Regions from separate parts of the Homo sapiens genome. Here regions 2 and 3 are each linked to region 1. A link is a loop called in an ENCODE intact Hi-C map of the cell type or tissue named here. Cell type or tissue: Caco-2. All regions are shown on one strand. Each heading gives the region's core, and the rest is flanking DNA. Links, peaks and the distances in the headings are about the cores only.

What was found. A loop is a pair of places that touch in the nucleus more often than their neighbours do. Peaks named below come from ENCODE experiments on the same cell type or tissue, not always from the same donor. Only the 100,000 strongest peaks of a DNase experiment are listed, where the experiment ranks them.
Region 2: a loop joins it to region 1, with 8 times the contacts of the local background. A loop is called at or near these places in 7 of 110 quality-filtered maps.
Region 3: it touches region 1 in a loop (4-fold over the local background); 2 of 110 quality-filtered maps call a loop at or near these places.

Annotation. Positions count from the first base shown.
Region 1 is chr20:14,983,328-14,991,354 of GRCh38, forward strand. The region is part of intron 5 of MACROD2 (mono-ADP ribosylhydrolase 2); the gene reads left to right. Among named protein-coding and RNA genes, the nearest start is that of MACROD2-AS1, 58 kb to the left of the region's middle. In Caco-2, for the core only: no CTCF peak of the experiment used is centred there; DNase peaks (open chromatin) are centred at 1,944, 2,194 and 3,044.
Region 2 is chr20:14,339,906-14,347,932 of GRCh38, forward strand. The region is part of intron 3 of MACROD2 (mono-ADP ribosylhydrolase 2); the gene reads left to right. Among named protein-coding and RNA genes, the nearest start is that of FLRT3, 6.3 kb to the left of the region's middle. In Caco-2, for the core only: no CTCF peak of the experiment used is centred there; DNase peaks (open chromatin) are centred at 2,146, 3,250 and 5,008.
Region 3 is chr20:15,058,590-15,066,616 of GRCh38, forward strand. All of the region lies in intron 5 of MACROD2 (mono-ADP ribosylhydrolase 2), which reads left to right. Among named protein-coding and RNA genes, the nearest start is that of MACROD2-AS1, 130 kb to the left of the region's middle. In Caco-2, for the core only: a CTCF peak has its summit at 3,468; a DNase peak (open chromatin) is centred at 3,552.

The DNA.
Region 1 (8,027 bases), core at 1,142-6,141:
GAGTTAAGACTTTGGGGGAGTGTAGGGAAGGCATGATTGGTTTTGAAATGTGAGGACATGAGAATTGGGAAGGGCCAGGGGCAGAGTGATATGGTTTGTCTCTGTGTCCCCACCCAAATCTCATCTTAAATTTCCATATGTTGTGGGAGGGACCTGGTGGGAGGTAATTGAATCATGGGGGCGGGTCTTTCCTATGCTGTTCTCGTGATAGGGAATAAGTCTTAGGAGATCTGATGGCTTTAAAAATGGGAGTTTCCCTGCACAAGCTCTCTTCTCTTGTCTGTCACCGTGTGAGATGTGCCTTTCACCTTCCACCATGATTGTGAGGCCTCCCCACCAACATGGAACTGTAAGTTCAATAAACCCCTTTCTTTTGTAAATTGCCCAGTCTCGGGTATGTCTTTATCAAGTGTTAAAGTGGACTAATACAGCATGCTAATATGTGTGTGTGTGCATGCCTACACTTGTGTGTTTTAAATAAATAAAGGTCCTCCAATAATGGTAAGTAGTAATGATACTGGTAATATGAATGGTAGTCTGTCAGTAGTAATGAAGCCTTTGTTCGGGAAATATGACTTTTGAAATGTAGAATTCATGTCAGTCATTGGAATAGACTAGTACCTTTGACGTGCAGAAGCCAATCTGATTGCTAAGGTGAAGCTCATAGCCTAGACTTGGTTCAGGGGGACTCCCTCCTGCTATTAAGGTTAGAACCAGGGTAGAAGTTGGCTGCTGCTTCAAAGGGCTGGAAACTCTGAATACCTACTTAAGTACAATAGCCCACTCCTCTGATAAGCTGTGATTGGTTTGCTTTTTTCTCCCTCCAGCACATGATTTTGATTTTACTCCTTTCAGCTTTAGAGCTGCCTTAAAGATTAATTTAATCTAATTTCATATTGGTTATAATTCTGGAGTTTGTAGGTAGGAGAGTACAATGAGGTTTTTAAGATGGCCCCTGGGATGTTCTTGGGCGGAGAACTAGTAGTAGCAGGATTAGTGACAAAAGGCAATAGGTTTTTGTTTGTTTGTTGGTTGGTTAATTTTTTTTCTGTTTGTTTACTAAAATGCAGATTTCACCAAAGCAAGAATATCCGGAATAGTCAGGATGTGCTTAGTCAGTTACCTCTGTGGGCGGATGCTCCCCTTGCTCTTTTTTCCTTTCCTTTTATTGGTAACTTGTAATCAGCTGCTACTTTAGTTTAATGAGAAAAATAACAGTTTACATTACATCTAGATTAAAGAAACTGCTAGACGAACAGGGGTGGGCAAGTTGTCAATGGCATCTAATAAATAGTAGTAAGTAATTAGCACAGGTCTGATGGATTTGAAGGAAAGTAAAAAACTAGGGAAGAGGAATTGTGGATTGGGGAAACATAGCTGTAATTTGAGAATAACACATCAAGAAAATAAGAATGAAGCACTGAAGTCAGAGATCTGTGGGGACTGTGTTGGGGAGAGGGTTGGGGGCATCTCGTCTGAGGAACAAATAGAGTAGAGGAACATCTCATGCTGGGTTTGTACTCTGCTCACCCTGCTCCACTCCACCTCTCAGGCTTTTGGTTTTATCAGATTGTGTCTATAACAAAGCCAGATAAAAGTGACAAAGAAGTGCAGTTCAAGGTTCTGCTGTCCTTCCCTTGTCTCTGGGAGTTAGCAAGTCACCTTTAAATGAGAAAACAGTGTGACCTTACGTACTTCACACGGCCATTCTGAGACAAAGTTGGAGAAGTGTCATGCATCACTGCACTCTTCTAAGGGGTGGAAGGAATCAAGCATATTCCAGACCTAGGAGGGATTTCTTAGGAATTCACACTGATGTAATTTCAAAACTCCCAAGACAGCCACCACTTGTCTGGCATTAGCTAACCTATGACACTTCACTCAATTGCATTTTGAGCTCCTGACTTAGTTCATTCAGTAACGTTTTTGCCCCAGGATGCCAAAGCAAACACTGGTCCTGAACTTTGCCTCTTGAACTACATTCTTCACCATGATGCCCTTCCAAATTCCCTATAGATGTTTTCACTACTGGTGTGTACAGGAAGGAAGTTCACTTTGACTAATAACCAACTCTGTTATTTCTAGTGGAGTGATCATTTGTCTCTTCTGTCCATTGGCCTCCCTTTGATTCAAGCAGTGGGGTGTGTAGAGGAAGCTCTGCATCCACTTGACAAGCCTTTTAGGTCCCAACAGCAGTGGACTCCTTATCAGGGCTACTCATAAAAGGCTAACCTTCCAAAGGAAACTTGTCAGGGCTCAGCTGTTGGCAAGATGGATTAACAAGTGCTTCCAGCTAATGGAGTAGACATTGGTGACTTAATGAGGGTAGTTTGAAATCTTAGCTGTATTCTCTTATTCTTTTTTTTTTTTTTTTTGAGGATGATAAATGAGTTTAGTTCTTTCTTAGCTAAGAAATGCCAATGATTTATTTTTATTATTCTTATTTTTATTTTTTATTTTTTAGAGATATGGGGCCAGGGTCGGGGGCAGGGAAGGAAGGGAAGTCTCACTAGGTTGGCCAGAATGGTCTCAAACTCCTGGCCTCAAACAATCTTTTCACCTGGTCCTTCCAAAGTGCTGGGATTACAGGTGTGAGCCACCTTGCCCTGCAGAAATACCAATTATTAAAAACTCAGAGGTTGTAGTGCAACATATTTGGGAGTGGTCACACCCCATGGCCTTTGATTTTAGTCTGAAGATTGAAAATAACCTTTGGATTTTACCTTGACAAGGAAGTTGTTCCTCAGTGGACACAGACATCATAGTTGGCATAGAAACAGCTGTTGGGTTATTCCTGGGCCATTGAAGACATGGCACCTGGCCCAGTCTGAATGGTTGTTCTCTCCTGGTTGCTTGTTTAAATAAAGGTTAAGCAAAAATTCTTTTTTGGTTTTGATTTCAGGAAGAAATAAGGGAGTGACTGCAATGTTATCTGAAAATGAGCATTTCCTGTTTCCTCAGGCATTTCTTTATGACCCCCATTAAAGTTAATGAATAACCAAGTGTCTGACACAGTTGAGCGTAATATGCCTCACCTAAGGTTCCCGGTGGCTGCACATTTTTGTGGGAAATGACCTTCAGTTCCTGCAGATCCATTATTAGGCAATCTCTTAGTTATAGACTTTATCTTCCCAAAACATTCAAATCACATATTAGCCAAATCACTTAGATACCGTCCTAAGTGCTGGAACTCTTTAAGTCTTGTTAGCAGAAAAGGCTAAAGTTTAGGTAAATAAGCAGATCTGTTCCACAAATGATTCCTCACCTTAGGTATTTATGAAAAAGCTCTGATAAACTTTTGAAAGCAGAAAAAGACGTTAAAAAATCTTACTGTGAGCCTGAAAACATAAACATAAATCAGCTAAAAGATAATTTGCCTTAATAGGTAGTGGGCGATGGGGGAGGAGAGTGATCAGGGCTCACCCTGGCAAAATTGTCTCTGCCGGATGTTTCAGGTTCGCCTTCTCTCCCCGTCACCTCCTCAGAATCTTAGGAGACCACATAGGATCAATCCTTGTTCAAAGGCAAAGGCAAAAAAAGTATGACTGCAAATATGTGAAGTACGATTTGGCACGGAGTTCATTTTGGGACCCTAAGTCCTCTAGGCGGTACAGCTATATATTGCAATGGACTGAGTGTTTGACACACTTGCCCAGAACTCCTGCATACAAATGAGGAGTGGCATCCTTAACCTCAGGCAGTTAAATGTTCCATTCCCCTGAAACTACCATTTTCCAAAGAGCTTTGGAATTGTCTTAGGGCCTATTTAAATGCCATAGGAAAAAAGTTAATTTCATTTCTTTTTATGGTCCCATGTCATTTTTAACCCCTAGTAGTAGCAGTATTTCTAGCTGTTAAAAGTAAGTATTTTTGAGTCACAAATCTAACAATTGATTTGTGGCAATTTGTTTAACCTCCTAGAGCCACAGCTTACTTATTTCTGGAATGGTATGATAGTAAAATCTACCTTATGGGGCCTCTCTGAGGATTATGGATAAAGCGGTTAACACAATTCCAGGCAACTAGTAAGCATTCAAAATGTGTTACTATTATTACTGGGATTGTTGCCGCCGTTGTTATTAAACAACTTGTTCACATACCTTTTTTCACTCGACTTGGCTCAGAATTCTACCAGACTGTTCAGAAAAATCAAGTGTGTGTTTAATGTACAGTATTTTAAAGTCACAAATCCAGAGGCTTTTAAGAATAAGTTACAAGGTCTGAAGTGATTTTTGAAAGTACACTGAGCGGAGTAGATCCTGTTGAATATATTCCAGGCTCTAAAATGACTATTTCTAAAGGAGATGATGCTGTGGAATATGTTATAAAGGAACAAAAAATTACTTTACTCTGTAGACACATTTCATAGTTTTTGTGCAATTTTCTAGTTTCAACAGCTTGTCCAATATGTATTGAATATATATTCTATGAATGATATGTGCTAGATTCTCCTTGGGATGCCATGTTATAGAGGTCTTCAGAACGCTTTCATTAAGATTCATTCATATGTCAGGACTTAAGATATATATATATATAAGAAATCTCATGAACAGAAGTTTCAGAAATCAGTTCATTGCTTGCCTGAATTCAAGGAGAAAGAAGTCTTCAGAGTGAAGCTCTGGATCTAGGAGAGAATTTTCTCCTCAGCCTGTTTTCAGGAAGTGGCTTCTGTGTCCTCTGTGCTTGGAAATTGGACGATTTTGGTTAATGTGGAAGATCTTAATGAATACTTTCTAAGAGTAAGGCTATATACAGGTCAGGCACGGTGGCTCATGCCTGTAATCCCAGCACTTTGGGAGGTCGAGGCGGGCAGATCACCTGAGGTCAGGAGTTCGAGATGAGCCTGGGCAACATGGCGAAATCCCGTCTCTACAAAAAATACAAAAACTAGCAGGGCGAGGTGGCGTACACCTATAATTTCAACTACTCGGGAGGTTGAGGCAGAAGAATTGCTTTTACCTGGGAGGCAGAGGCTACAGTGAGTAGAGATTGTGCCACTGTACTCCAGCCAGAGAATGAGACTCTGTCAAAAAAAAAAAAAAAAAAAGGCTTTATAAATATCAATATCAAGTCCATCCCTCCTTGCCCTGTGTTTATGGGGAACAGTAGCAACATGGCCAAAGTCTTGCCCAAGGCGAGGTTTAAATTTTGCAGAGGCATTTGACTCTCTTACAGATTGTCTTCAAGAAACAGGAAGGAAGGGTTTCTTCAGAAACTCCTGGAGGAATCTATGTTTTTAAGTGACATTGATGCTTCATATGTTTGCCTCTGAAGATATAACTTGTTTTATTGGAGACTGAAACTACCTATTTGCTATATCTGAGAGGTTACTCATCAGTACCCACATCTGGCATTCGCACTGACCATTCTTTGTACAAGAGCTTGGTTTTAAAGGCCATAAATCTGATATCTACACTAGATTGAAAACTATCTAATAAAGCTCCTTCTCAAGCATAATTTACTACGGTGGGATGCTGATGAAACAGAAGGATTTACATATGAGTTTTATTTTTAAAAATTTATTTGTAACATCAATGTCCGGAATTTCTGCAGACATTTAAAATTATTGTTTAATATTTAAATTATTTATTCTAAAAATATACTTTCACATGGGGTATATAAATAATAAAGACTTAGATTAAAAGAAGAAACACAGGTAAGATTATGTTTATAAAAATAAAAACAATGTTTATGTAAGTAATTAATTAAAAAGTATTCTGTGAATACAAAGCAGTATCAAGATGTGTGTGTTTGAATTATATGGTTTTTTTTAAAAAGTATGTTACCATATAGCGACATATAGAATTTTAGCTTTTTTGGAAACAATCCCAATTATTTCATATATTACTTTTCTGGATGAAGGGATGGTATGGAATAATGGAATAATCAGTGGATATTCCTGATAATGTTTTAAAAATAGAGAAATATCCTGGGTGAAGAAAACTTCCTTTGGTGTTGATTTGGATCTGATTAATGATTTTGATACCAGTGGGCTAGGGAAGATCCCCAAATGCCAGTGAAACCTTGGCCTCAGCTGCTGTCCAGGCTCTTGACACCGTCCTGAGAATGAATTCAAGGATGAGTTGGAAAATAGTGGAAGTACACAGATTTATTACAAAGCAAAAAGTACGCATTCAAGAAAGGGCAGTGCAGGCAGATTCAAGAAAAGGGAGTGGAGGCAGACTCAAGAGAGAGTCAGGTGCAAGGGGGTTGGGACTGCTACCTTTATGGGATTCTGTAACCAAGGGGTAGAAGATTCATGAAGATTCCTGGAACAAGGTGGAGATTTCTTGGAACTCTGGTACCACCCATTTTTGCACTAAATATGGATGTTTCTAGAACTGTCATAGCGCTGGTGGGTGTGTAATTTAAGATGTTAATGAGCATATAATAAGGTCCTAGGTGAAATCTAGGTCAAATCCAGTGCTATGTTGGGTCCGGTCCGTTTTAGGTCGGTCATAGCTTGGTCCACACCCAGATTTTTTCAGGATCTTATCTACCCCTAGCTTCTGCAGCTATTTCAACCGTTTCTTTTTGCTAGTCATGTGAAACTGCTGCCTGGAATTTTCTATGTTCCTACAATCACCCTGTATTATTCCTATGTCAATTTTAAAAGGAATTATTTGTCTCTGGGGATCTTCATGAGCTGTGGTTTCTCTGGGGATCTTGATGAGCTGTGGTTACATAGCTCTAAAATGGTCCTGAGGATGGGTCAGTTTTTACAAGTAGCCGGCAGCTTAAATGGGGTAGGCAGTTACACTGGTCATTTCACTGAATACATCAGCTGGCCTGGCATTTCACTTGAGGTCACCAATTCTGAGCCCCAGAGAGGAGCCAGCTGTTCACATTTCCAAAACCCCTATGTCAACGAATGGGTTTTGGAAATGTGATCAGCCTCATATTTAATATCGGGAGATACACAATAGATAAAAAATGTTGCCTTTGGAAGGATGTGACTTGAATAATGCTGCAAAAGGTGGAACACAATTTGAGTGAGTTAAGAAGCCCAGGGTAGTTATTTTGGAAGTTGCAGATTTGCTAGCCTGCTATGTTGAGATATCTCTGAAGACAGGGGCTCAACTCCACCAGGACCTGAGGTCTTTGCTTAAATAACCCCACATAAGGCCCTTGTTTCTTCCAAGGACCAAGAGAACTGAGAGCTCTGTTTCCTTTTTTTTTTTCTTTTTCTTTTTTTTTTTTTTTTGAGATGGAGTCTCGCTCTGCCGCCCAGGCTGGAGTGCAATGGCGCGATCTCGACTCACTGAAACCTCTGCCTCTCAGGTTGAAGCAATTCTCCTGCCTCAGCCTCCCAAGTAGCAGGGACTACAGGCACTCACCACCACTCCCGGATAATTTTTGTATTTTTAGTAGAGGCGGGGTTTCACCATATTGGCCAGGCTGGTCTTGAACTACTGACCTTGTGATCTGCCCACCTCGGCCTCCCAAAGTGCTGGGATTACAGGTGTGAGCCACCACGCCCGGCTGAGAACTATGTTTCTTAAACTTAATCTGCAACATGACTTTAATATTCTAAATCTCTAATTAGTAGCCTTGGGCTGGGGGAAGGCCCCCTGAAAGTTATTGATAAGAAAAGTTATGATATATTACTCACATGCATTATTTTTGCTCCAGGAAGATAAAGATCAAGAAGGGGCAGAATTCTGTGTCTTTCTGTGAGACTGTCTCTTTTTCAACATTTATTTAGTTTCCATGTGAAACTCCTTACACTGTTGTAAACTAGTTTCTTGCCCTGTACACAGCTTGCTGGGCCTGCTGCTGTTCTTGATGGCCTAGTAGGAAAGGAAATGGCTTGAGACACTTTCCACCTTTCCTAATCCTTCTTAAGCCTTGAATGATGTCAGTGCAAACACCAAGTGAAAAAAAAAATCTCACGTTGCCCCATTTCCCAACTGTTTGACCACTGCCTGTTCATGGACAGTGAACCCACTCATACCATAACAACTTTGCATCATTTTTTTTTTAAAGAATTGACTACACATCAAACACAAATGCCTAGGTCTTGGGTA
Region 2 (8,027 bases), core at 1,102-6,101, 640 kb before region 1:
ACTCTTTTGCTGCATACATAGTTTTTCACTTCCCGCTCTTATCAGCTACCTGAAATGCTACTAGTTGAAGGTGAATTTATAATAATGTGTGCCCCCTTTGAAATAGTATGTACAATCTCTGGAAACATGAGGTTATCATGAGTTACTTCAGATTGCCCTCCTCTTTTGTTTTCTAAGGCACTTTGGCTACAATAAGGGGATGACTGTTTTGATTGAAGGGGATGGAATGCTGGCAATCTTTAGCATGAAACCCTTTTGGCTGTAATAGGAAGGGAGGAGGTGGATTCTCATATCAGGAAGGACTTGGCTCAGGGTAGAGGACAACCAGTGTAGTAGACCTGGGTAGTTTAAGAACATGGGCTTCAGAGATTAGCACAGCTGGGCTCCATGTTGGCTTTGCCACATGACTGTAGACAAATTACTTAATCTCTTTGAGTTTGTTAGCTCAGTGCCTGACTCATAGTAAGTGCTCAATAAGACGATAGCTGTCATTATTTAAGATGGGGGACATCCAAGCACCTGGAACAAAAAGGACACTAAGAATGGGAGAAGAATACACAAAGGGAGGTAGTACAGGGCCAATAACAGATTTTTGGAATTTTTCAAATTTCTCTTTGAAGTAATTTTACAGTCAGTAAATGGAAGTGGAAAAGAGGAATAGAAGAGCATTTCATTGATTTTTTTTTTCTCTTGTACTTACACATCTCATGACCTCATGTTCCCAGAACTTAACACTTAGTTGGGTTCTAGTAGATATTTTGGGTTGAAAAGATGTTTGCTGTTTTGCATTTTGTTCTGTTTTGTTGGCTAGCCTGTGAATCTAGCATTGTACGTGAGAAAGTGCATTTCAGATTGAAAGCAACTGGTTTGGAAATGAACTTCAATAACATATCCCAGTTTTAAAACTCTAGGACTATCTAAACTTGTCATCTCAAAGGACTTTGTGGTGTTCTTTGTTTGTTTTTATGAGAAAATGTGAGATGTTCACTAGTGGACATGAAAGTAGATTGGATTTGGAATTGGGTTTCCCAGGTTCTGCCATTTACTTGTATATCCAGACAAAAAAATGAAAAACAACATACACACAGAAGCCTCAAATCTGTCTTTTAGTTACCAACTACCAGCTGAAACTGACTAAAACACACAGTCATTTCATGGAACAATACAATTCAGGTCTGTCTAGAGTTAAGCTACCTCATTCACACATTCATTCATTCAGTCTTCACATTCATTTATTCATTCATCATATACATATTTATTGACTCCCTGTGTAAAAGAAACTAGTAGGACTAGATGATCCCCAAACTATCTCCAACTATGAAGTTCTGAGATTTAATCTTAGAAGACATTAAGGTTCTTTTAAGCCTAAGAAACATTCTTCATGATTTTCCTTTCCCTCAGCATTCTTCATGAGAATAAAATCTTCAAAATTGTGTAAAGAAAACAGTTTGGATGGGCGCAGTGGCTCATGCCTGTAATCCCAGCACTTTGGGAGGCCGAGGCGGGAGGATCACCTGAAGTCAGGAGTTTGAGACCAGCCTGGTTAACGTGGTGAAACCCCGTTTCTAGTAAAAATACAAAAAGTTAGCCGGGCGTGGTGGCACGTGCCTGTAATCCCAGCTACTTGGGAGGCTGAGGCAAGAGAACCACTTGAACCCAGGAGGTGGAGGTTGCAGTGAGCTGAGATTGTACCATGCACTCCAGCTTGGGCAGTACAAGCGAAACTCCATCTCAAAAAGAAAAGAAAAGAAAAAATAGTTCATACTTTTGATAGATTAAATGTCTTGGACTGTTATTAGTTAAGATACTTTTGGTTGCAAGTCATTGAAGATCTAAGCCTTACCTGCAAAATCAACAATGGGAATCCATTGGTTCATGTAACTGAGAAGTTAAAATGTATAGTACAACTTCAGGTAAAGCTTGATACATGGCTTAAAATATGTCAATAAGAATACAGTTTCTCTCTGGCTCTCTGTCCTGCCTTTCTCATTGTTGGCAGCCTCCTCAGGCTATATACAGTGGACCTTTGGCAGCTCTGGGATTTCCTCTTAGGCAATAACAGTTCCACATATCACATTCCCATAACACAATGTTCAAGGGAGAGAAGCGTCCTCCAAAAGCCCCTGCACGGAGCCCTGGGGGGGTCACTGTTTCTCATTTGCTTAAACTTGATCACAGGTTCATTCCCGAACCTATTACATGGGTGGGGAGATAACGCTGGTGAGCTTAAGCCCAATGCAGGAGCTGCAGATAAGCCCAGCCTTACTCAGACACAGAACTGAGAATGGAGGACAGGGCATGATCCAAAGGAAAATGGGGTACTCTTAGGTTGAGAAGGAAGGAGTGGATGCTAAGGATCAGCTCATTTTCAGAGGTTTTACCATGCTGAAACTTGGGCATATTTTATACATGTATAAACTTGAAACTGCTCTTTTTCTCTTTGTCTTTTTTTTCTTAAGCCAGAGTTTCTGTTAAAATTGCCAAAACATCTTTAAAAGATACTCTTATTTGTAGACGCTCTCAAGTCTAGCCCAGATTTTTCTGTCAACAGGTAGTGATGCATGTCAGGGCACATCAGTATTACATCTTAGCATAAGCCTATAGGATGTTAATAAAATATATAGAGAGTGCACTATCTGTAATTCTGTGAAGTCAGGCCAGATGCTTAATGTAGTAGTTAGAAACTATACCACATCTTTCTCAACAATTCCAAAGGGTATTGGAGAAATAATTAGATTTTAGCAGGTCACGGATGCCTTAGAATGCCGAAAGGTTTTGAAAATGCTACGTTAAACTGTTCTTTTGTTCTGATATTTGCCTTTTATTAGTCAACACTTAAAATGTACCTAAAAACAATCACATAACCCTTTTAACTATATTCCCAAAACATTCTGCACTGGAATGAGATCTGTCATTACAGGACTTGAAACAGATATCAAAGCAAAATCAGAGTGGTTATTTCCCTGCCTGCCTGCCTGCTTGCCCACCCTCTGGTACACCCTTCTTTTCCCCAACACTCATGTTGGACTGTTACACTTTGGGGACTGGGAGAAATGCAATTAAAAATCACAACTGAGAAAAAGCACCTCCTTGGCCTCCCAGGAAAGAAAGGAGGAATTGTGGTTCAGAATAAGCTAGTAAAAGTCACGGGGTGTGGCAGTAGCTGGTGCAAAACTAGAAGCCTGCTGATCCCTACTTTCTTCCCTCTTCAGCACCTCCATATATGGCCATGCAGATACAGCATATAGAACTCCAGCTGATATAGGTCAAAGCTGTGTCCTTGACCCCTTGCCACTCCCCAGTGCCCTGTCCCCTTCACTTGTTTTAAAATGTTAAAAAAAAAAAAGACTTAAAATGATCCTTGAAAAAAATGAGAGACTTGGAGGAAGCAGATTGAGTCAATCATTTCTATATGATACTTTCTATGTGGCCCTGAGAAAATAACTGGAGCTCTTTGAGCCTTAGTTCCTTTATTTATGAAGACAGGTATGTGGCACCCACCTAATTTCCTATTATGGACTTCAAATAAAGTGGTGGATGTAATAGTTCACTACTAAATCCGAGAAAGCACATACCAAGACTGAGTTGAAACCTGGGGATAGTTGCTTTTAATCTTCATAGTGATGAGTGGGGCCAGGATCAGTTCAAAAGAAACAATTCACTAATGTCAAATTGAACTGTGTGCTTTAACAATTTATCTTTGGGAATGAAACAATTTGAGAAATGCTTCTGCCTTCTCTCCTGGATGCTAGACTTTGAGATAACAGTATCTAACCCTGGTTCTGAGACTTAATTACAAATCAAAGGACAAATTCCTTATCTTTGGCAATGATTAGTATAAAATACAGCTTTGGAGGAATGACTAACAGTTAATAGGAGCAGATCAATATGTGTCTGATTATTGACATGTGGATCAACAAGATATTATACAAGTGGATTGCCCTGAAGCACGTGATTTTCTCTGTGTAGCCAGCTACTGCTGTCAGTTTGGACCAAAGTGGTCGTCATTTTGAAACCATCTTATTGTTTCACTATTTCTGGAGTATTGGTGCTAATTTTAGACACACAAATAGACTTTCTGAAAGGAAGATTTTCTGAAATTGTCAGATTTTTTTTTCTGGAAACTGGCTCTGTAGTTCTCCTTGTATTGGAGATTATCTCTTTGCTATTTCTCTGCAGTCTAGACTACTTGGGTACATTAACATGCTTAATGTTGAAAGAAACATGTTTAAGGTAGAGTCAAAGACTGTTTTCTATTTTATCAGTTTATTAATGACTATGGAAATTGCCCTTCATTGGCACTGTCTGCAGGAAGCAGATTTACTACAATTAGCATTTATTGCCCCTTGGGAACTGATATGAACTGATTATTTGCCAGATTTTCGGGGATCAAGTATCAGTTGATTAGATTTGGATTATGTAAATGTTTTACAATCTATTCCAAATAAAATAAGTTAAAAATTAAGTCACATTTACCATTGGGAAATTTTCTGTAAAATATAAAGGTACTTAAATTTTCTAAGCATGATTTATGATAAATATGTTATATATTAACTAGACTCACTTAGTTCATTCTGTAAATGATTAACCTCAAATTTGAGGAATTTGAAAACATTTTATAATTTTTTCACTAGTTTTGTTTGTTTTTTGTTTTGTTTGACATTTGAAGTGTATTCATGCTGGAAATTCACAAATACTTTGCTAGGTTTCCTATGTGGATTTAAAAATTAAGATCTAGACTGAACAAGTTTATTTAAAGTACACAAATATTGCCAAAATGTATTTATAGTTTAATGAGCTTTCATTCTTATGTTCAAAGTTGTTTTAAAAATTGAAGGTAGACTTGAAAAAGAATAAAAAAGTGTGTCACTTTTTAAAGTTATTAATTTTTGTTTGGAGAAATTCAAGGAGCTTTTTGGTTGTTTAATTCTCATGTGTACATAGAAGCAACACACAACTGTTTGAGCAGCTTTGGATGTAACCCCTCTTTGTTTTCTTCAGTAGCCCAGGGAACAGACTTGTCACTCTTAAGTGCTCACGTGTAATCCTGTCCTCCCTTTCTTCCCCAAGGCAAATCAGAAATAAGCTTATCAGATCATATCTTATTAACAAAGAACAAAGGATTTTGACTGACCAAAGAGTAGGAAAGGACTAGCAAAATATAAATGTTAAATGTTTGCTGCCAAAAATCCTAGTTTGACAGTGGTTTTAGGTAACTAAACTTTTTTTGAAAGTAGGATTTACATATTTTTAAAACATTTGCCTGAATTATACTTTGTCTAGGATTTTAAGTGCATTAGTTAATGGCTTTACCTATATTTTATATATGAATTAAGTACAATTGTCACTCATTATTATTGTCATTGTTATTATTATTTGTTCCTTACAAGCAAATCTTTCTAGCTTATATCTGAGAGAAGTTAGAGACAATTATATTATATCCTATGTGTTTTCAGTATAAAGTGTTTTAACAGAAAGTATAAATAGCCTTCTAATAAAGGGAGAAGTGTTTTTCTGATAGAAAGTACAATACATTATTTAGGTAATTATAAGGAACTTTTAAATCATATTTGTGTCTTGTTTTCTTGGTTATTTTTATTTGAAGGTTTTTTTTTTTCTTAGATGGAGTCTTACTCTATCGCCTAGGCTGGAGTAGCTGGGACTACAGGAACGCACCACCATGCCTGGCTAATTTTTGTATTTTTAGTAGAGATGGGTTTTGCCATATTGGCCAGGCTGGTCTCGAACTCCTGACGTCAGGTGATCTGCCAGCGTTGGCCTCCCAAAGTGCTGGGATTATAGGTGAGAGTCACCACACTTGGCCTGAAGATGATTTTTCTATAAGGACAACAAGTTGTTCATTATTTAGAGTTGTGATAGTAGGAAGGAAATAACTTTAGAAAGGAAGACAGCAGGCTGGGCAAGGTGGCTCACACCTGTTATCCCAGCACTTTGATCACGAGGTCAAGAGATCGAGACCATCCTGGCTAATATGGTGAAAATAAAAATATAAAAAATACTACTAAAAATACAAAAAAGTTAGCTGGGCGTGGTGGTGGGCACCTGTAGTCCCAGCTACTTGGGAGGCTGAGGCAGGAGAATGGCGTGAACCTGGGAGGCAGAGCTTGCAGTGAGCCGAGATTGCACCACTGCACTCCAGCCTGGGTGACAGAGTGAGATTCTGCCTCAAAAAAAAAAAAAAAAAAAAAAAAAAAAAAAGTAAGAGAGCAATTCCCTTGTGAAAATCAGGCTTGCATTTTCTTGAAGTTTGAAGTTTAAAGTAACCTAACTTTATCACAAAAACAATAATGATCCCAAATATATTTGGGAAGAAAGATAAATTTTTAATCCATATGAATAGCAAAAACATAAACACTACAAGACGTATGAATGTAGTGTTTCTATTTTGTTTGCTGTATGTTCTGTAGACTTCCTGTGTGGCTCACATTCTATCAATTGTTTTTTTAAACTTTCTTTTCCCTTGGCTTCTTTGCTCCTACATTATCTGATTCTGCTTAAGGAAGAGCCCCTGAACAAAGAACAGATATTACCATCTCCATTCTAATATAGCTGATTTCTAGTAATTGTATAGCAGATGCTCGTTCAAGCACCTATTTATGTGTATTCTAACAAAAACATGGTATTCAGGCTCAGAGAGGTTACAGTTTTTTAAAACACTTTATCCAACTTACTAGCATTCTCTTTGTTTTGTTTAGATTGATTTTACTATCATCTAAGTCTCAGAATTTGCTAATTAGGAGGAATGGGTGGTGATGTCTAAGTAATCTGTTGCTTTGAGAGTGTTTAGTAGAAACTCAGACGGAACAAAAGGAGTAAGAAGGAGAAGGTAGAACAGGTACTCTAAGAGGACCCCTAGTTTAATGCCTTGTTTGCCACGTGTCTTCCCTTGGTCAGTTTTTCAACAAATGCTTATTGAATAGCAAGGTGTGCCTCATAAGTCTGATCTCTTTTACTATATTCTCTGTTTTTCAAAGACTTTATAACTAACTTTCCCAAGTTGGTCTGTCCACTTATACATAGATTATAGGTTGGACAAAACCATCTCATGACATAGATATATAGGTTCTTGAGCAATCTCAAAGAAATGACAAAGAAACTTTTTCGTGGTCTGTGGGTGAGAAGGTCAGCAACAATTTAACCAATGTGCTCTAGATCACAAAACGTATTTGAAATGAGACTGAAAGCAGCTAGAGGAAAAGTTTTTGAAGAGATAGTAAGGAGAGAATCAGAGGTGCTAAGATAGCAACAGCATGTTAATTTGAGGTGAAAAGTGTCCTAATTAGTAGGTAGATTTTGGACTCTTTATCAGTTACTATGGTGGTAAGTGCAAGCAAGGAAGACAGAGGAAATTCTCTAGGAACATTCATAATGCACATATGAGAGGTCACCCATCCTTGTAGTGCGTTTTGGGGATGGATAGAGGAATTTGCTGAATTATAGAGGCCAATTATGAAAAAGAAAGTACGTAGATTTGGGCTAAATAATAATATCGATGTAATGAGACTAGTATTCTAATAATGATAATAGCATGAAAAGAGTAGTGGACAGCTAAATATAGACGAAAATATAGTAAAATCTGATTGTACAGGATGGTAAGGGTACACAAATATGGAGATGTGTTACTAGTCTGGAATGTGACCTAATCCTGCTGATTTCCATCTTTTGCTCTTCCAGGGAAGAGAGATGAGGCTTTCCAAAAGCTGCCACTTTTAAGTTTACAGGAGAATCCATGGGATTCCCAAGTTTTTATCTGTTCTGTATTCAGAAATGCAATTCCTTGGCTAAGAAAGGGTCCCCTCTACCATTTGCTTTAGAAGAATGAAAACTGACCCTTGCCAAGAGAGCCAGAACTAAGCCTTGGCTATTAAAACGAAGATATGGGACATGGGGCCAACATGTCCCAGCCAGATCACCCACACATCCATTAGGAATATGGGGCAGCTTTCAGGGGTTTCTGGTGTGTATCCAGGTTAACATCTAGCCTAACATTGCCATGTCAGTGGAGG
Region 3 (8,027 bases), core at 1,102-6,101, 75 kb after region 1:
TTTTTCAGGGATGTCTGCTTTTTTGGGCCAACCAAATCTGGATATTTAATTATGCTATGCTCTACTACTACAACATTATTTTTCCATGTCAAGCACCTTTTCACAAATATAACATCTTAAAAGAGCTTCGTAGAGCAACTGAATATGTTATAAACTTTTCCTTCTTTTTAAAAATGTAACCATCTGTCCAAAACTGTAACTCAAATGTTAAACATTTAGTACATTAAAAAAATTATATCAGTACCTACATGTGAGAGAGTGTTTTAAGTCAACTAGAGCGTCAACTTATAAGAAGCTATGGTTGGAAGGAAGTGACCCTTTCTACATGTCAGTCAGTATCTTCTGAAACAACTGGCAGACAGTAGGTGCTTAATGAACATTTGATGACTGACTCATAGTGTTATCTATGGTTTTATTATGTAAAATTATTTCAAGAATTTCCCCAAATTTAAATTCCAATGTTGCTAATTCATCACTGCTATATCTGTACAGTACTAGAATTACACACACAATGAAAAGAATCCTGGGCCAGACGCAGTGGCTCACACTTGTGATCCCAGCACTTTGGGAGGCTGAGGCAGGCGGATCACCTGAGGTCAGTCTGGCCAACATGGTGAAAACCATGTCTCTACTAAAAATACACAAATTAGCTGGGTGTGGTGGCGCATGCCTGTAATCACAGCTACTCAGGAGGCTGAGGCATGAGAATAGCTTGAGCCCAGGAGGTGGAGGCTGCAGTGAACCGAGATCACACCACTGCACTCCAGCCTGGGAGACAGAGCAAGACTTTGTCTCAAAAAAAAAGAATAGAAAAAGAAAAAAAAAGAAAAGAATTCTGGATGCACATTATGATTAAGTGGATCTCAGCAACTGATGTCTTCTGAGATGGGTTGTGAATATTTAATAACAGGGATTATTAGAACAAACTATTGCTTTCCTTATGGGGGCAGTAGAATTTTGTTTCTTTCAGGACCATTAAAGAGACAGCTGTGCCAGAGAAAGGACTAGTTTATCCCTTCTTTTCAATTCCATCAGGCCTGTTCTGAGCCAAATCCATTCCAATCAGTTTGACTCATTATTCTTCAAGATGGAAAGCTGGATATTTTTACCCAACATATAGGAATTTCATGTGACTTCTCAAATTCATACAAAACACTTGCAAAAGAGAACAGAATTTTTTAAGAGAAACTTTTAAAGCTCCTTGCCTCTAACATCACTTTCTTAGCTAGCCAATTTCATGTAGCCAAGGAGGTAAATGGATGTAGCTAAGTAATTTCCTTTCAATAAATTGAAATAAAGATTCCCTAAAGCTTGCTGTATACTACTAGAAGTCAGAAAAAGAAGATGACACTAGAAATAGTAAAGTATCTTCCTATCTGCTACAGATTAGAGGCAAATATAAATATGACCGCTGCCATCTCCCCCCAACAACAGTGCAAAATATTCTGGTACAAATATGTGAAGGAAAAGGCTAACACATGCATATACAAAATGCCATTTGATAGCATTCGTGTTACACCCTTGGGAAGGAGATTGCTAGCCTTGCTGTCCCTAATTCAGTTGTAAAGAAATTGTATATAACGTTTCAAGTTGGTTAAGCTGGAATTCCATTTCCAAGAATCCCCTGCCCTGTGTGATTCTGGTTGCGTTGGCTAAAAGAAGAGTTTTGAAGGTTGAAGTGAAGCAGCAACCATTCCTCTCTGAAGGTTGTCACAGTTCAATGTGGTGACAGTCGCAGAGATGCTGGCAAGTTCTGGCTTGATCTTACTCTCCTCCACCCTGCGTCTTGCTCTTCTTTCTACCTGCTTTCCCCGTTTACCAAGCACGGCCCAAGACCCAGCACCACAGGCTTGACTGCAGACCCACAGAGGCAACAGCCTCGGGGCATTTCCCTCTCTATGAACCTTCCCTTCATGCTTCTCTTGCATGGCTGGGCACCCTTGGCTTCTCAGATTGACTGGATGGTGACTTCCCCCATCTTCCAACTTTCCCCCAGCGCCTTCATTTCCCCAGCCTTTCCCACAACTGTATAAAGTCTGCTAGCTGTAACAAATCCCTTCTCCCATGGCTTCATGTGCCAAAGGTCACTGAGGATTACTGAAGCCCAGTTTCTCTGGACATCAAAGTTCTCATTTAGAACAAAGCTGCCATCAAAGTGTCTAGCTCTGCATTATGCAATAGACTGTGCCCTTGCTAAAGGTAAACTTGATGTGACTGCATTTGGATGTAACAGCCAAATATACACTAGCAGTATACCCATGAGTAATAGGAACTTCTTGAGAATAACAATCCCATCTGAGAGAAAAGCTCATACACAATGAAGCCGGCTCAGGAAGCTTAGCCTCATTACAATGCCGTGATTTTTAACTTGTGTGGGGGTGTTGCTGGTAAAATTGAGTAGCAGGCACCCTGTATGGGTGAAAGCTCAGAGAAGTTAATTCAATAAAAGTCAAGATGGTATGAAATTGCTGATGAGGGGGGACAGAATGATTTTACAGCATGTATTTTAAAAGGCCCTAATGCTTGTGATAGTGTATGCTCAGATATCTGGATTATTTCCTTCTTTGGACCACTACCATCAACTTTGAAGACAACCCTCATTTCTCAATGTGCAGGAGCTGTCTTGCCCTGCCCACTCCCTCCGTACTCACCTGTAAATGCTGCCTCCTAGAATAGCTGTGATCCTGCCTAAGGGCTTTTGTCAGGCAGCAGGAACCTTTCACCCACATGAGCAAAACAGAAATGCTGGAGTGTTCATGCCCTTGGTGGCATCACTCAATAACAATAAGGAATCAGTGGATACCTACCCGAGTGTGTGCCCTAGTCTGTCTCCCCAAGCTCTTCAGTGGGTTTGAGCTCTAGTAGCCTGCAGTGGTAATGCACGTGATAATGCACCCTGTTTTAGCTGCTCTCCCTTCCCTGTCTCACTTTCCCACTCCCGTGCTGATATTTCCTGGGATCTGCCTCCTAATAAACCACTTGCATGTGAGTCTGTGTCTCCAAGCCTGCTTCTGAGGGATTAAAACTAATGCCTTCTCCATGGCTCTTAGCCAGGGATGCTTCTTCCTGGCTATTTGTTCTCATTAAGGATTCGTTTAGGTTAAAATTTGTATTGGGTAAAAAGAGAAGGGGAAGGGGCTTTGCAGGTAAAGCAAAGATGTCTGATGATAAAGTGTACTATGATACTAAATTATAGATTTCCCTGGAAGCCTCCAAATGAATTTTGGGTCTCAGAGAGAGTTATGAGACCCGGAGGATGGTAGGAAGGGGCCTGTCTCTCTCTTTCTAAGCCCAGTGAGAGGGACTTCAACAAGACTCTTTGGGGAGCTTGATATGCACCTCTACAGGTGGGGAGACACGATGTTCTGGTGCCTGCCACCTCTCTAGAGAAGCTGAGAGTTAGAGGAGAGCAGGCAGCTTGTTGCTCTGAAGGCAGAGCAAGGGCAGATACTGCAGCCTTGGGCTTGCCCTGGGTCCTAGTGGTCACTTGCTAACATACCTTATATTTGCTGATGAAGAATGGGGGAGTGCTTCTAGTGGAAAGGAATTTGGCCTTGTGCGTGAGAGAGAGAGGGAGTGTGCATGTTCTCTTAGATCCTGAAAATAGGTAAACAGCCTCAGGAGAAAGAGGCTGGAGCAAATAGCTGCATTTCCAGGTGTTGAGAAATAGGATGGCTGAATTTAACAAAAATACAATATGCCCAGTTAAATTTAAATTTTAGTTGAGCAATGATTTGTTTTGAAAGTATAAGTAGATCCCATGCACTGACTGGGATGTACTTACGTAAAAATTATTATTTGTTGTTCAGGTGAAATTCAAATTTACCTAGACATCCTGTATTTTATCTGGCAACTCTGCTTCCAAACCGCCTCCATTTCCCAGCAGGACTAGAAGGAAGGTTCTGTAATTGTGAAAATGAAGTACTTATCATGATACCTGTAAAAAAAAAAAATCCTTGGAGTAGAAAGTGAAGGTTTTGCTGTGCTCCCGAACTGAGCTAAAGTGTTAATAAAAACTTAATGCTCAACTTAATTAATTGTTTTTTCTTTTAACTAATTAATCTATTGATCACATATTTACTGAGTGAATACTATAGGTCAGACATAGTTCCAAGCACTAGGCACACAACAGTGAACAAAGCAGATCAAGTTCTTGACCTCACAGAGCTTTGATTCTAGTGATGTCTGTACGTGGCAATCCGAATAGAACTTGGGACCAAGGAGGCCTGCAGAGTTTTGAAGCAGGTGATGGTTCCTGCCTTAGCTCTTGCAATTCTTGCCTCCTGCACTGGTGTCCAAAACTCCCCAGGGACACCATCAAGAGGAAAACCTCCATTATTGCCAGCACTGCTCGGCCTTGCTAAGATCTGTCTGCAGATGGGATTTGGGGACAATATGACTGCAGACTGCTCAGCTAGACCTGGTGCTATATATTTCCTTCATACCATACTTCATTTCCAAAGGGATTCGAAGCAGCAAACTCATGCAGCTTTATCTGCTTCACTCACTCATTCATTCGCTTCATTCAGTCAAAAAAGAGATGAGTAAGGCATGGCTCCCAGCTCACAGGGCCATGAACCATGATACGCTGGAGTAAAGGAAGGACAAGGCCCTCAAAGCAAGAAGCTACCGACTCTGGGAACTGCAAATTGCAATGTCATCATATATGATGCTGTCAAGAAAAAACAAATTAAGGAGAAACAGGAAATGCTTCAACTCCCTCTCCTATAATTCAATTACAATTTTGCTTCCTGCTTCTTTTCCTAACCCTTTCTACCACACTCTGTGAGGGTCATAGAATGAAAACAAATATAAATACTGAATTGCAACCACATGCAGATAGCACATGTAATAAAAGAAGCCTGCCTATCATGGAATTTAACATGACTGGCTGGGGGGAATCAGGCTCTTTGTCCTTTTAAACTTGGCTCATATTTTAAATGACGTTCCTCTGGGTACATCATGTTTTAGTCTAAAAGAAAAGTATCAGGCCAGTTTGTATACACATTCAAATAAATATACTTTACCAGGTAGGTGTCTGCATTAACCTAGGGAATGTATGAGTGTGTGAGTGTTTAGCCAGCCACACATATTGTGTGTATACTCACCATGTGTGTATAGAAAATGCTACCTGCATGGGTTGACAATTTGATGTTTCCTACCTTATGCTAACTATTCCCCTTTGGCCAGTTTTTTCCCCAACATCAGTAATATTATTCAGTTATTCCCTAAGGGGTGAAAATTAAGTGCTATTCTGTGTGCAGAGTAGGGGAAATTAAATCTAGCTGCAACAAGTTGGAGCTGCTCCATAATCCATAATCTGTAGCCATGATTTGATTTCCAAAATTTACTGCTGGAAATAAGGTTAATAGTCCCCACATGTTTTCGTTAAGTCTAAATTTCACCTCAATTATAGGTGAGGAAACTGAGACTCAGAGAAGCTAAAGCCCCCAGTTTAAGTTTGAAGGGCTGGTTAGTCACAGTCTCTCGCACCAGTGATTGAGTGACTACAGCCTGCTGCCCCCTTTTTTTAGAGGGTGGGTGTATACATCAAAGCCTGCATGTGTTAAATACATAGGAGGGGACCAATCTGAGTTGGTACGTGACCCCTTCACCAAAGTAGGAACTGAGAAAATGACCTTCTCCAGCTCACCTCTCTAGAAGGAGGGGCACTGATGATCTTTGGAGATGATTTTAGAGGCAAAGCTAGAAGCTGCAAGGCCACCCCAGAACCACCAAGCCCAGTGGAACGTCAGACGGCATCTGCTCAGATGCTGATCTTGTGTAATTCATAAATCACTGAGCCTGTTGACTCGGACTTCTGATGGGCTACATAAGCCCACCAAGGTATGTTTTAACTCTGCTGTCTTTGCCTTTCTAATATTTCACATTGAAGTTCTTATAATGCAGAATCTCCCTGAAACTTCTAATGGGTTTCATTCTTTTGTTGACTCTTCATTCATTCAGGTAAGTAACTTCGCATTTTTCATTTGTACTGGTATCAGCCATTTCCTAAACATTTTAATGTTGCTGGTTTTGAATAATAGCCACTCCACGCATAGCAATCTCAACCTCCCGCTCCACTCAGGCAAATGCAGCCATCCATTTACAGATGTGCATAGGAGCTCTTTGCTTATCAGGGCTGCCGTTTTCACAAGATCCCAAGCCTTATAGATTCCATTACACTCCGCAAAACGGCACACTTGGTCTTTGTGTTGTATGCACTTATGTCCAAGTTTTATGATTATTCAAGAGAGTGGTCGTGGCATAAGAACTCTGAATTAAGCCTGAGTGATGCTGGCATGCCAGAGGCAAGTGTGAGCACAGATCTTGACAGCCAAATAGCACATCCTGTTCCATATCACATAAAGTTAAGTGTGCACACCATATGAATAGCCACGTACATTATCTTATACTGCAGTTCAGAGTAGTTGGTAAACGGAAAAAAAAAGATTCTCTGTTTTCCTCATTTCTATGCATGATGACAGATCTTGACAGTATCTTGGAGGGTTGCTAATTTAGTTTCAGGCAGAACCATGCAATTCCTATTGTCTCAGCATGACTAGACCACCTCTTCAGATTTCATAATGGGAAAATAACACAATATCTGCATTTGTTCTTCTGGCAGCCAGCTAGTGGTGTGATTGCATTGTTTTCTCAATCAAGAAGTACCATTATTTCAGATAGACTGGTACATGGAAGAAGAAAAAAAGTACCATTGCTTTTGTCTTCATTGAGTTACATCAGGATGATTTTCTTTGGTAGTGTTATATTAGAGAAAGTAGGCAGGGCGCGGTGGCTCACGCCTGTAATCCCAGCACTTTGGGAGGCCGAGGCGGGCGGATCACAAGGTCAGGAGATCGAGACCATCCTGACTAACACAGTGAAACCCCATCTCTACTAAAAATACAAAAAATTAGCCAGGCTCGGTGGCAGCGGCTGTAGTCCCAGCTACTCCGGAGGCTGAGGCAGGAGAATGGCGTGAACCTGGGAGGCGGAGCTTGCAGTGAGCCAAGATCGCGCCACTGCACTCTAGCCTGGGCGACAGAGCGAGACTCCGTCTCCAAAAAAAAAAAAAAAAAGAGAAAGTAATTTACAGTTTTATTTTCTCTCATTTAAGCATCTAACATTATTATATGCCTAACAGAGTATATTTATCTCATAAAAGTTGCTGAGAATTCTTTTAAATTAAATTTACTCCGTAGTTGCATTATATTATAAAATAAGAGATGTATTCCAGGGAAGAAAGTTTTAAGTAATACTTTTATATTAATCAACTGTTGTTGCATAAGAAACAACCACAAAAAGTTTATTGGCATAAATCAGTAAACATTATTTTTCATCCACACATCTGTCATCCAGCTGATGTGGCTCTGCTCCAGGCTTGGGGGTTGAGTTTAGGTTTGCTCCACATTCTGGGGCCCAGCTTGGGAGTATTCTATCCGGTGGCTACCTAGGGCAGTGTTCTCATGTTAGAGGTCGGAAGCTCCCAGAGGGGAAAGTGAAAACAAGAGCTGCTTTCTTTTTTTTTTTTATTTTTAATTTTTATTTTTATTTTTTGAGATGGAGTCTCGCTCTGTCACCCAGGCTGGAGTACAATGGTACGATCTCAGCTCACTGCAACTTCCGCCTCCTGGGTTCAAGTGATTCTCCTGCCTCAGCCTCTGGAGTAGCTGGGATTACAGGCGCCCACCACAACGCCTGGCTAATTTTTTTGTATTTTTAGTAGAGACACGGTTTCACCATGTTGGCCAGGCTGGTCTCGAACTCCCGACCTCAGGTGATCTGCCCACCTCGGCCTCCCAAACTGCTGGGATGGCAGGTGTGAGCCACTGCGCCCAGCCAACAAGAGCTGCTGCTTAAGACCTAAGCTCAGAATAGGCCCAATGTTACTGTTGCCTACATTCGTTCGCCAAATCAAGTCATACGACAAAAACCAACATCAATGACACTAGGAAAAATACTTATCCCATGATTACACCTTCAGCTTTAAAAGTGCAGTGAACTCGGCCAGGAGCAGTGGCTCA